3 separate regions of the Homo sapiens genome follow, and regions 2 and 3 are each linked to region 1. Evidence: read pairs that join two places in POLR2A ChIA-PET (ENCODE). Cell type or tissue: IMR-90. All regions are shown on one strand. Region 1 overlaps SHROOM3 (shroom family member 3). Region 2 overlaps SHROOM3 (shroom family member 3). Region 3 overlaps SEPTIN11 (septin 11).

Region 1 (2,500 bases):
AGACCCATGTTCACACCCATGTTCATAGCAGCTGTATTTACTATTCACAATAGCCAAGAGGTGGAAACAACCCAAATGTCTACTCATGACAGATGATTGGATAAACAAAATGTGGTATAGCCATACAATGGAATATTACTCAGCCTTAAAAAGGAAATTCTGCCACATGCTTCAACATGACATTACGTGAAGTGAAATATAAGCCAGTCACAAAAAGACATACTGTATAATTTCACTTGTATGAAGTACTTAAAGTAGTCAAATTCACACAAAACACAAAATAGTGATTTCCAGGGGTTAGTAGGAGGGGGAAATGGGGAGTTATTATTTAGTGGGTACATAGTTTTAGGTTTGCAAGTTGTGAAAGTTCTGGAGATCTGTTTCACAACAGTGTGAACATATTAACACTACTGAACTTAAAAATGGTTAAGATGAAATTTTATGTTGTTTTTTCTAACCACAATTTTTTAAAAATGCTTTTTCTTTTTTTTTTTAAAGCAAAACAAAACAAAGGTGAGACTAATTGCTCTCAAAATCCATTCTTGAATAGTAGGATTCCTGGATACATATCAGCAGACTCTGGGTGACCCTCTCACACTCTATTATAAAAGGGACTTGAACAAAGTCTTTTTTTATCCCAAACTTCATTCCTAAAAACACAAAATAATCACCACGGAGAAGCATTCTCAACCAAGCTAAGCATTTACCACTGATATTATCTTCAAAAAGAAAATGCCACTTTAGTATAGTTTGTGTAAACTAAGGTCACACAAACTAAAAACATCATATAAAAGTCTATTGGGCTGGATCTTTAAAGGATAAGTGCTATATTATTGTATGTTTTAGTGATGTCTTCCCCTTTAGAAAAGCCTCAAGATATAATAAATAAAATAAAGGCATCTGAATTAGTCGTTAAAACATCAGATTTCAACTGACTCCACATCCTGTTAAAGGATGCTGGGTTTAAAAACAGTTTGTATGCTACAGTCTGGAGAGCAGCTGGGCAAAGGAGACGTCACTGTTCAACAGACATTTGCTGAGGGGGTACTTGGTGGCAGGTACTGGGGATGCCAGGATGGATGAGACAGAAGTGAAGAGCATCCCCAGCGGGAAGCCACCAGGAAGTGCAGAGTGGCTACACTTCTCTATGGAGAGGTTCCTGGTAAAGAAACCATGTCTGAATGAAAGGGACTGGTCATGGGAAGGGAGGGGTTGCATCAGAGAGAGAGGTGGGCCCTTTATTCCATCATCTGCATCTATGTATAATAAAGGAAAAATAAAGGCATGAGAAGAGCTAATTTGGTTCTTTGCCATCTTCTTCCACCACATGCTGCATTCTGTTTGCCTGGCACTTGGATGATCTTGTGGCAAGCCCTGTGTTATTGCTCTGATGTGGGACTGAGTCACCACTCCCTCAGAGGAGTCAGATCTGTGAGATGAAATGTGCCATCTGCACTCCAGATCCACTCACATAGCCAGTCAGGGAACTGCAGACAGGGAATGTACAAATCACGGTGGGTTTGCTGGAGAGCTTTTTATCCTCACATTAACTCTTGCATAGCAGGTAGTGCCACAGACTCTTTTTTCTGTTTTGTTTTGTGGATTTTTCTCCTTTAGAACACAATAACAAAAGTTTTGCGAATTGTTGGGTTTTTCCTCGGAGTCTAGCGTACAGTTGTTTAAATCACCATGTACTATATTTGCTTATTATTGCCAGCCTCTTTCTCCAGAGGTAACTGCTTATTAGCTCCTTAGGTGAGACTCTCCCCCTCCTTTTTATTTTTCATCAGATGAAATGAAAACACTAGGAGAGTAAGCAAAAGTTGTAAATAAAACCTTCAAATTCAGCAGCCCATGCAAATGCTTTCAAAACAGACCTCCCCCGTGGGGATCGCACTGGGAGAGAAGAAGGCAGCATTATTTTTCCCCAGAGCTGGGAGCTATTTCCTGAAGTAGTCCTAAAAGGGGCTGAAGAAATGTACTGTTTGTTTTTATAGCCTGAAGCCTGTCCTCAAAAGCTGCCTTATGTTGCATGGTGTGTACAGGATGTGGGGGCGGTGAGAGGGTTAATAAAAGAAAATGCCTTGTGAACCCAGTCATTCCATGTGACATTTTCCTGTAGGAATTTATGCCTGCCTAGTACTGGTTTAACTTGGGTCTTCCTGTGAGCAGCCAGGGAAGACAGTGTGCAGTTTCTGGGGGAAGGAAAAGAGGTCCTCCTTCCTCTTAAATGCTTTTCTCATCTATGTAAGGAGCATTGGGCTGCATGTTTGCCCCTTTCTTCAGAGCTGTAACCCTCCTGTCTGTGTGCCGTTCCAGGTCACTCAGTTGTTCAGAAAGAGGCCAAGAAGAGATGCTGCCGCTCTTCCACCATCTCACCCCTCGTTGGGGTGGTTCAGGCTGCAAAGCCATTGGTGATTCCTCCGTTCCTAGTGAATGTCCTGGAACCCTGGACCATCAGAGGCAAGCCAGTAGGACACCCTGCCCCAGGCCACCACTG
Region 2 (2,500 bases), 190 kb before region 1:
ACCATGTTGAAGCTCATTGGTGGAAGGTTGAGCTCCAGGAGAGGAAGCTCGGATTGCAGGAAGGGGCTCTCTACGCAAGTGTATTTGCACCATCTGGTGTTTTTTTGTTCCAAGGACTGGTCAGGTTATATAGGCACATGTGACCCAGGCTGAGCAATTTGAAAACATAATGTTCTTTAGACAGCACAATATGCTGCCTCTGGGAAAGTTATGACATCAAAAGATAACTATCAAGTGGGCAGGCAGTGGGAGGTGAGGACAAACAGAAAAGGTGCAGTGACCTTTTTATAGGCAATTGCAAAACTGGTCTTGAAGCTCAAGGAACTCACCTCTGTGCATAAAAGTGTGGCTTCCTCTACCTCTCCTGGACACAGAAGACAAATGAGAAATATTTCTGTGCCATGGTAAGTTCCAAGAACTGACTTTCAAGACACAAAAAAAGGCCCGATGCTGTGCTCTGTGGTTAACTCCTGTATGAAGGGGCAGGAAGGCAGTGTGTCCCCACCACGTGCCACAGGAGGAAAGCACAGGAGCTGAAGTGGCAGCCAGCATGGCAGGCAGTACCACTCTATGGTTCTGTGTTAGGAGCGTCTCGTGTCTGAAATGTTACCTCTCACCTCCACATGTCTCCTGAAGAGCTGTGACCACCCTCCCATGCCCCGCTCTGCTCTCCCTTCATTACTTCACTCATCCTGGTCATCTGCTCTTTGAAGTTCTTAATTTGGGCAAAGGGCTGGCAGATGCCTGGGACATGAGTACAAATCCCAAACTGCACTTCCGTTTGCACCCAGGATGAGACTTCCCTAGAGGGGAGATCAGTATAACTGAGAACTGTGGTAACTTACCCTTCTAAACATTTTTTCCACTTGAGCAAGTGGTTGAGAGGAGAGGAAGGAGGCAGCTGCAGTGGCCTCTGACCCCCAGAAACTTTTCCAAGAGGCCTGGCATCATGGAAATTTGCTCAGTATGCTTTGAGGAGGTATTTCAATCCTGCTGGGACCATTCTCAGAGCAGTTTTCGGCTTCTTTGGACTTCTAGGCTTGAATGTCACTGTATAGAAGTATAGTATTTTATTTCCTAACCAGTTGTTCCTTCCCATGGAAAATTCATGTAACACATTATTAGGTTTCCTGAGAGGTATGCAATAAGACTCCCTTACTGTAATGAGGAAGGGGACATCTTTTTCCCCCGTAGCACATAATGATAACTGCTATTTTTATTCAATGGGTTACATATGCTTACTGGCTATGCACTAAACACTAGCTTCATACAAAGGAATGTTCTATTGTTCCTAGTGAAGGAGGTTTGATGATAAAAGACCACATTTCATTCTTGGGCTAGCACAGCTTTACTTCAGACAAATGTATTCCAGACAGGAGCCAACCTTCTATACCATTAAAGAATTAATGAATGCACCATTAAAGAATGGCACTCAAGGCTGGGTGCGGTGGCTCATGCCTGTAATCCCAGCACTTTGGGAGGCTGAGGCTGGCAGATTATGAGGTCAGGAGTTCGAGACCAGCCTGGCCAACATAGTGAAACCCCATCTCTACTAAAGATACAAAAAATTAGCCGGGTGTGGTGGTGGGTGCCTGTAATCCCAGCTATTAGGGAGGCTGAGGCAGGAGAATCGCTTGAACCCAGGAGGCGGAGGTTGCAGTGAGCTGAGATTGCACCATTGCACTCCAGCCTGGGTGACAGGGCGAGACTCCATTTCAAAAAAAAAAAAAAAAAAAAAAGAATGGCACTCAAATATCTGTCTGAGCCTTTAGGATATGAGGTCTGAGTTCTGAGATCAAATAAAAGTTATGGTGGAATCTTTCCCCCCAGTTTTAAATTTGGATGCATCAGCTAGGACAGGTAAGTTTGGATGAGTCCCATTTAGAAGATGAACCAAATATTTGGAACTCTGAATACTTGAATCAAAATGGCTTAAAGCTACTCCTTCTTAAATTGGGCTACACATTGGAATTACCAAGGGAGTTTTAAAACAGCAATAACAACAACAAACTAATTCCTGGCTCCTACCTCCAGAAATTCTAATTTATTTTATTTTACTTGTTTTTTGAGACAAGATCTTACTCTGTTGCCCAGGCTGGAGTGCAGTGGCATGAACACAGCCTTGACCTTCTGGGATCAAGTGATCCTCCTACTTCAGCCTCCGGAGTAGCTGGGACTACAGGTGCACACCACCACACCCAGATAATTTTTTTATTTTTTGTAGACAGAGTCTCGCTTTGTTGCCCAGACTGGTCTCAAATGATTCCCACCTTGGACCTCCCAGAGTATTGGGATTACAGGCGTGAACCTCCAAGTCCAGCCTCAGAGAGTCTAATTTAATAGATGTGGGGGTGTAGCCCTGTATTGGAAACTTTAAAAGCGCCTCAAGAAAAAGGCTGGGTGCAGTAATCCCTATAATCCCAGCACTTTGGAAGGCCGAGGCAGGAGGATCCCTTGAGTCCAGGTCTGCCTCCAGACCAGCCTGGGCAACATTGCAAGA
Region 3 (2,500 bases), 210 kb after region 1:
GAGAACATGTGGTGTTTGGTTTTTTGTCCTTGTGATAGTTTGCTGAGAATGATGGTTTCCAGCTTCATCCATGTCCCTACAAAGGACATGAACTCATCCTTTTTTATGGCTGCATAGTATTCCATGGTGTATATGTGCCACATTAAGAAAAACTTTTTTTAATTAACAAAAATTCCAAACATACACAAGAGTAGAGAAAATAGTATAATGAACCCTTCCGTCCCATCACCTAGCCCAGTCATCAATTCTTGGCCAATCATTTTTTTTTTTTTTTTTTTGCATCTCCCCCTCCCATTTAAATTCATAGCCAATCTTGTATTGTCTATTTACCATTCTCTTTAGCCTCCTCGCTCCCTTCTCTAACCTCTTCCCTCACCTCTCCCCAAATTATTTTGAAGCAAATAACAGGCACTGTCTGATCTCATTTTTGTTTTAAGAGCCAAGCTGTGACCTGGGGAAGGAGGGGCAGTGAAAGGGATCAAGGAGAGATACTCGAGGATCTTCAAACGTATCTGTGATTTAAAAAGAAAGGATGAAGTATATGGATGGTAAAAGTTATGGTTTAACAAAGATAGGTCATGAGTATTCAGATACGTGATACTCTGTATGCTTGAGCTATTTCATCACCATCATCATCATCAAAAAGCCAAGTTGGAACTCACGTGGAAGTTACTGTGCCAGGCCTCGCTTACCTGTGCTTATCTTGAACTTTGGGTTTATGCATAATTTAAAACACTTAAACATTATTTCTGTGCAATATTTATCATTGAGCTTTATTGAATACCAGCAGTGCTGTAGAGTCATGGGACCTTTAAAAGGTCAAAAGAAAGCTGAGGATCATTTTAGTCTAGTCTCCTCAGAAAGCTTAGCTCCTGAGAGAAGTAGCTTGATTTGAGCTCATATCAAGTGGCCCAGTGCTTCCTGTCATTTACCACACTTGCCAGAACGACTGATTCACTGAGTTAAAACTTGGCATTGCTAAGTCATTCTTACCTAGCTTTTAAAATGACAGATTCTTATGACCTCTTTGAGAGCAGAGATATGCCTAAGTCTGCTTGCTTGGCATTGTAGATACTCTTGTTAGAGAGAAATGTTTTCATCATTAATAGTATAAAAGAGTCATTTATCAGGCCACACATGGTGGCTCACACCTGTAATGCCAGCACTTTGGGAGGCCAAGGCAGGCGGATCACCTGAGGTCAGGAGTTCGAGACCAGCCTGGCCAACATGGTGAAACCCCATCTCTACTAAAAATACAAAAATTAGCCAGGCGTGGTGGCGTGCACCTGTAGTCCAGGCTACTTGGGAGGCTGAGGATGGAGAATCACTTGAACCTCGGAGGCAGAGGCTGCAGTGAGCTGAGATTGTGCCACTGCACTCCAGCCTGGGCAACAGAGCCAGACTCCATTTCAAAAAAAAAAAAAAAAGGAGTCATTTATCAAATTTTGTCTTTTGGGCTTAGAATTTATGCCTATTACTGGTGGTATAATATTATGTATTATTGCCTATATAATACATATTATATATAATTTATTATAGGAAATACTTATTTTAATATTTCTATTTCTAAAAGAAACTTGTGTATCAAGTACATTTTAGTCATATGAACAGACACATTGAAGGAAATAATGCTTGCACCAATGATATTTAAAAGTGCAGTTTTCCTCACAACATAAAGCAAGAATTGTTGCTATGCTTTTATAGTTTAATTTAGGAGCCAATAGTGATTTTCTCTCATGACAGAGTGCAGAATATGTATATTCTAAATTTGGAACCCTATACACGGTATCTTAGGATTTAAAGGGAATGGTTTTGTGATGGTAAAAGGATCTTGTATCATCGGAAATGCTCTCAGGGCTTGGCTCAGCTGTCTATTGATGTAAAAAGATAATGTGCTTTAGAAAAAGAGCTATATTGAAATTTTCACCAACTTTCTGATGGACAACTGCAAGCTTTCAGCTATAAGAGGCTGCCATTTCTTTTACATGGTTTTGTCTCCAGCAGAGTCTGCCCTTTGTGTTCCCTTAGGCTTTGTTAACTATGTTCCTGGGAGAGAAGGAAAGTCTGTGTTTCATCTCATCATCTGTGTTGCAGTTTAGTCCAGTTTGCTTTATTCCATGGTGAGTGGAGAGAGTAAGTAGTTGGATGGCGCCCTACATTTTAATGTTACCACAACTCAAGATTTATGCTAGTTTTGCAAAGAATTCTCTCATGAAATGAGTTTTATCTCCACTTGACAAGAGACAGTTGAATCCACAGTAGGGCTAAGAAGAAGATTTAGGAAGATATTTGGTCAAATTAGTTATCCTGTGCTTTTTATGCAGGATAGAGACAGGAAACTGTTAAGGCTTGTAAAATGACTATGACCTGATTAGGCAAATATAGCAACTATTTTCAGCAAAGAAGCCACAAGATGAGTATAGCTGACTTTTTTTTTTTTTAATGTATAAAGTTTGGAGATTTTCCAGTGATTTTCTAATAGACCAAATTTAAATCTAAC

The links. Peaks named below come from ENCODE experiments on the same cell type or tissue, not always from the same donor. Only the 100,000 strongest peaks of a DNase experiment are listed, where the experiment ranks them.
Region 2: POLR2A ChIA-PET joins it to region 1 with 12 read pairs; 1 of 35 experiments calls an interaction of 5 or more read pairs at or near these places.
Region 3: POLR2A ChIA-PET joins it to region 1 with 5 read pairs; 4 of 35 experiments call an interaction of 5 or more read pairs at or near these places.

What each region holds. Positions count from the first base shown.
Region 1 is chr4:76,751,992-76,754,491 of GRCh38, forward strand. It overlaps SHROOM3 (shroom family member 3), which reads left to right. Exons shown (of 11, transcript NM_020859.4): 7 at 2,320-2,500. All of the region lies in intron 1 of SHROOM3-AS1 (SHROOM3 antisense RNA 1), which reads right to left. Among named protein-coding and RNA genes, the nearest start is that of SHROOM3-AS1, 49 kb to the right of the region's middle. RefSeq lists a silencer at 1,925-2,219. In IMR-90, no CTCF peak of the experiment used is centred here; DNase peaks (open chromatin) are centred at 1,400 and 2,060; H3K27ac peaks cover 2,311 bases.
Region 2 is chr4:76,563,444-76,565,943 of GRCh38, forward strand. All of the region lies in intron 2 of SHROOM3 (shroom family member 3), which reads left to right. Among named protein-coding and RNA genes, the nearest start is that of MIR4450, 8.9 kb to the right of the region's middle. In IMR-90, no CTCF peak of the experiment used is centred here; no DNase peak of the experiment used is centred here; H3K27ac peaks cover 359 bases.
Region 3 is chr4:76,964,040-76,966,539 of GRCh38, forward strand. All of the region lies in intron 1 of SEPTIN11 (septin 11), which reads left to right. Among named protein-coding and RNA genes, the nearest start is that of SEPTIN11, 16 kb to the left of the region's middle. In IMR-90, no CTCF peak of the experiment used is centred here; no DNase peak of the experiment used is centred here.